Linked DNA regions of Mus musculus: region 2 is linked to region 1. Evidence: chromatin loops called from intact Hi-C (ENCODE). Cell type or tissue: left cerebral cortex. All regions are shown on one strand.

The links. Hi-C counts contacts between places; a loop is a spot of excess contacts. Peaks named below come from ENCODE experiments on the same cell type or tissue, not always from the same donor. Only the 100,000 strongest peaks of a DNase experiment are listed, where the experiment ranks them.
Region 2: it touches region 1 in a loop (2.2-fold over the local background); 2 of 42 quality-filtered maps call a loop at or near these places.

The regions. Positions count from the first base shown.
Region 1 is chr9:20,897,259-20,899,758 of GRCm38, forward strand. It overlaps Eif3g (eukaryotic translation initiation factor 3, subunit G), which reads right to left and starts at 1,332. Exons shown (of 11, transcript NM_016876.3): 1 at 1,286-1,332; 2 at 1,120-1,166; 3 at 826-909; 4 at 630-718; 5 at 449-508. The coding sequence starts at 1,305. In left cerebral cortex, a CTCF peak has its summit at 1,439; a DNase peak (open chromatin) is centred at 1,388; H3K4me3 peaks cover 1,097 bases; H3K27ac peaks cover 862 bases.
Region 2 is chr9:21,068,569-21,071,068 of GRCm38, forward strand. All of the region lies in intron 3 of Fdx2 (ferredoxin 2), which reads right to left. The region is part of intron 15 of Gm38431 (predicted gene, 38431); the gene reads right to left. Among named protein-coding and RNA genes, the nearest start is that of Zglp1, 2.7 kb to the left of the region's middle. In left cerebral cortex, a CTCF peak has its summit at 980 (motif pointing left); no DNase peak of the experiment used is centred here.

The DNA.
Region 1 (2,500 bases):
AGGGCTGGGTATGTCTCAGTACAGTGTCTGTCACACAAGTGTCCGTCAGACTCTGACCCCGAGCACCCACAGTCAAACACTGTGCACAGAGGCAAACTTGCATTCCCGGTGCAGGCCAGACAGGAAGTGGGGACAGCAGGGTCCCTGGGGCTGTTAGTGCCCAGCAAGCCTAGTCTAGTTCCTAATACCGAGAGACCAGCTCAAACCAAAAGTATGCTGTGCCATGTGCTGGGGGGGATGATGCTGCGCACATCCGCACACAAAAGGAGAACAATAAAAAAACAAAAGTAAATGAATAAATAAAGCATCTAACTTCATCTACTCCTGGGCCCTAACCTTTCAAGGCCTAACACTAAACGTTTACTCCACATCAACAAAAAGGGGCTTCCCAACTCCTCAGGATCAGCCCCAGAGAACACCCTACCCCCCAAATGAGGTAGAATCTCACCTTCCTCCTTGCCACAGCCTTTGATGCCTTCCGGGTCTCAATCCTGAAGGTTCTGACAATCTGAAGATGAATAAGAGAGGAGTGCTTCCAGAGCCTCAGGCCCTGTCTCAGCCACTGACACCCCTCCACCTGAACCCCTGAACACAAAGGCACTGGCCCTATGTGTCCACTTCGACCTCACCTTGAATTTCTTCCCATCTTCCTCTATCTTGTACTCAGTCACTGTCTTTATGTTCCCATTGATGACTTCCTTGGGAGGTGGCAGCGGGTCTGGAGGAAGATGACAGAAACTGATTCCCGGGTAATGGGGACTGGCTGGAAAGTAGGCTTGAGAGTCGGAAGGGAAGAGGAAGCAGGCAGGGATGGACACTGCTCACCTCCGGGCAGTAACTCGGGCTCTGGACTGGTGTCCCCGGTGGGCAGAGGGATTCCTTTCAGGAGCTCGCTGGTGACACATTTGTCTGCCAGAGGGAATTCGGGGAGGAAGGTAGAGTGAGCCACGGGACGGGAACTTTCAAGTCAGAGAGAGAGTGTGTGTGTGTGTGTGTTGTGTGTTTGCGGGTTGCACCGGGGGCACAGCGCAGGGCGAGGGTGGGGCTGGCCACGCGCGGCCCTAGCCGGAGCGTGGGCCCCGGGAACAGGCAGCGGGCGCGGCCACGCTCGGCACTCACCGTCCTCTCCCTCCTCCTCCACCTGGTCGGCCCAGCTGGGCTTCGAGCTGCGGGGACAGGAGATTGGTGAGCGGGTCCCGGCCCCCCGCGCCGCCCAGACCCCCACGCACCCCAGAGCAGCCCCCACGCGGCCTCCCCGGCGACCCCATCGCCACCCCACGCATACTCAAAGTCGCCAGTCGGCATCTCGAAGTCTTAACTCCACGCAGCTCCCAGCCCGGGTAAAGACAGGAAGCCGGAGTAGAAGAGGCTTCCGGTGCCGCGGCCGCAGCCTAGAGCGGCCAGACCGCGGTGAGCACAGCGCCTCCCTGCGGACAAAGGTGGACACGCGGCTCTCGCGCACCGCAAAGCGCTGAGATCCAACCTGGAAAAGGGGTCCAAAAAAAAGCTTCAAAGAACTTTTTAAACTTTTTTTTTCCCCCTTTGGGTAATGGGGCTAGACGTGAGTGTCTCACTCTATAGATAGGATAGCCTCACAATCCTGTCTCAACTCCAAAAGGCTGAAAGTACAGGCTCACGAGCAGTATTCCCAGGGTGGCCTTGAATTCATAGCTGTCTTTCCACCTTACTCTCGTCCGTGCTGGGAATATGAACATGAAATCGCCACACCCGGAACTGATTCGTTCTCTCCCTCTTCCCGGAGAATTAGTTTTCAGCCATCAGTAATCGCAGTGCTGGAGGTGGAAGCTGGAAAATTATGAGTTAAAGGCCATTTTCAGCTACCTCGTGGATTCCAGACTAGCCTGCGCTCCATGCGACTCTGTCTCCAAAACTAAAGGTGTCTTGCTTTGTTCCCCAGGCTTGCCCCTGAACTCCTAAACGCAAGGAATTCACAAATAGCTGGGGCTATAATTGTGTGCCAACAAGCTTGGCTGAAAAGCACGTGTATCAAGAATGCCCTCGCCCCACATCGTTTAGAGGATACCAGGATTCTGGTTTGTTGAAGAAGAAACAGACTCAGACCAAACCCTTTTGTCCTGTGCTAAGACGTCCTTTCTTTGAATAAGAGGCCACCTGGTCTCCTGTGCCTCCTTTGCTGTGTAGCATGCTAGGGTTTATCCTACAACCTTGTTGTGCGTTTGTATTATTTGAAGACAGCATGCTTGTGCATACATAGCACACATGGAGGTCAGGGGACACTTTGCAGACAGTCTCTCCTTCCACTATGTGGGTCTTGGGATTGATCTCAGGCCTTCAGGCTTGGCAGCCAGCCTCCTGCTGTGGTCCAGGAGTCCCCTCACAGACCACACGAGCCCCAGTCTCAGTCAGAGAGAGGCACTTTATTGAGCATACATGTCAGGACTGGTTAACCAGGGCCACAGTCCAGATTCAGGACCTGAACTGTGACCCTGACTTAAGATCCTGCAGGGTTTTTAAGCCT
Region 2 (2,500 bases), 170 kb after region 1:
TTTGAGATGGGCTTCTTTATCTTGTAACCCTGGCTGTCCTGGAACTCACTGTGTAGACCATGCTGGCTTCAAACTCACAGAGATCTACCTGCCTGTGCCTCCTGAGTGCTGGAAATAAAGGTGTTATTTGCACCTTGCCACCATCAGCTTCACCCTGTGACTTTGTAAAAGGGTATTCGGAATTGTTTCTAGAGTCTTGGGCAAACAAGAGGTCTGCAGTTTCGTCCTCAGTCCTTTAGAAGCCTTTTCTTTCTTTCTCTTTCTCTTTCTCTCTCTCTCTCTTTCTTTTTTTCTTTTTTTTCGAGACAGGGTTTCTCTGTGCAGTCCTGGCTGTCCAGGATCTCACTCTGTAGACCAGGCTGGCCTCAAACTCAGAAATCCACCTTCCTCTGCCTCCCAAGTGCTGGGATTACAGGCAGCATGTGGCACCACTGCCTGGCCTCAGAATCCTTTTCTAAACACCTTTTGTTACTGTGTATGCAAGCATGGGGGTGGAACACCCCTGCCACAGCATCCATGTGGACCTCAGAGGGCAGTGAATAAAGCCTCTGCCCTCAGTCCACCTTGACAGGGGAGGAATTAGTGACTTTATCCACTGAGTCACCCCAAATTTGTAATTTTTGAGACAGAAATTCTTGGTAAATTATCCAGGCTCATTTGAATCTAAAAAGGAGCCTACAGGTTTGCTTTTTGATAATTTTAAAGACAGGGTCTCACCATAAATTCCTGGCTGTCCTGTCCTAGAATGCACTCATAGACCAGGTTGGCTTTGCACTCAAGAGATCTGCCAGCCTCTGCCTGCAAGTGCTGGGACTAAAGGCATGAGCCACCATGCCAAGCCCTTGAGAGCTTTTTAAACATGTATTTCAGGGCTGGTGAGATGGCTCACTGGTTAAGAACACTGACTGCTCTTCCACAGGTCCTGAGTTCAATTCCTACCAACCACATGGTGGCTCACAACCATCTGTAATGGGATCTGATGCCCTCTTCTGGTGTGTCTGAGGACAGTTACAGTGTACTTACATATATGAAATAAATATCATCAATGGGAGGAGAGGCCCTTGGTCCTGTGAAGGCTCTATGCCCCAGTATAGGGGAATGCCAGGACCAGGAATGGGAGAGGGTGGGTTGGTGAGCAGGGGAAGGGGGGAGGGATAGGGGGTTCCAAAAGGGAAACCAGGAAAGAGGATAGCATTTGAAATGTAAATAAAGAAAATATCTAATAATAAAAAAAAAAGAATGTGCTGAGCATGGTGGCTCATGCCTTTAATCCCAGCACTTGGGAGGCAGAGGCAGGCGGATTTCTGAGTTGATAGCCAGGGCTACACAGAGAAACCCTGTCTCGAAAAAGAAGAAGATGAGGATTTTGACTTGATAATGAAGGTGAAACCAGCAGCAAATCACAGATGGAAGAGAGCTGCCTGCGAAAAGACACCCATGAGCCAATGAGCCAAGTGGGCCTGACAAGTGTTTGTTCTGGATATTCAATCTGTGGGGCCTAAAGCTACCCTTTGGTGCCTACGTCAGTTATGCCTCACTGATGTATTTATATATGCTACATAAAACAAATCTTACACAATATATAATGTGTATATTTAAAGTACATAGATGTTGCATATAACTTTAGGTAAATATTAAACTTATATAACTACTGCAGCTTTAATAAATAAGCAAACAAACAAACCCCCACCCCCATTTATTTCTGTGTGTGATCCCGTGTGGGGAATATGCACACCACAGTGCGCATGTATACTTCTGAGGACAACTGGAAGTGGTGTCGAGTCTGGGACCGAATCCAAGTCATCAGGCCTAGTGGCAACTGCCCTTTAACCATGAGCCACCATGACAGCCCTATCAGGAACTCTCCACTCTCCTGGTTCAGCTTCCTGAACTGCCAGGACTGCCGGCCTGAGCTGCCGGGCCTTACTTGTGCTCTTTGTTTAATCTAGGTCTGTGTTGCTGAGGTTGGTCTTCAGCTCCTAGGCTCAGCTAGGCCTTGTGACGCTCAGCTTCTGACAAAGGAGTGCCCACCACGGGGCTCGTGCACCTTTGGCTAGGGGATCTATAGTCACCTTTTTATCCTGGGGCTGGCTGTTGGTCGACCCTCCTCTCTACCAAGCATTAATTATTTTCATTCCCACAACAAGCCATTGAAAGTGATGCTAAATCTACCATTTTATAAAGAAGAAACAAAAGGCTCAGAGAAACCGGCTTGGAGTTTACAAAGCTGGTGAGGCGCGAGAGACATGAATTGTTTGCTTCCGAACTGTTATAAATTCTGTTCTGCACAGTGCCTGCCGGACTCGGGAACAGAATCAGCCATACACACACATACATACACACACACACACACACACACACACACACACACACCGCCCCCCAACCTCTCTAGTGCTTTTTACTGGTTGGGGTTTGTTTTGAGAAAGAGACTCACTGTGTATGCTGTCCTGGAACTTGCTATGTAGACACCAGGCTGGCCTCAAAGTCACAGACAGCCTCT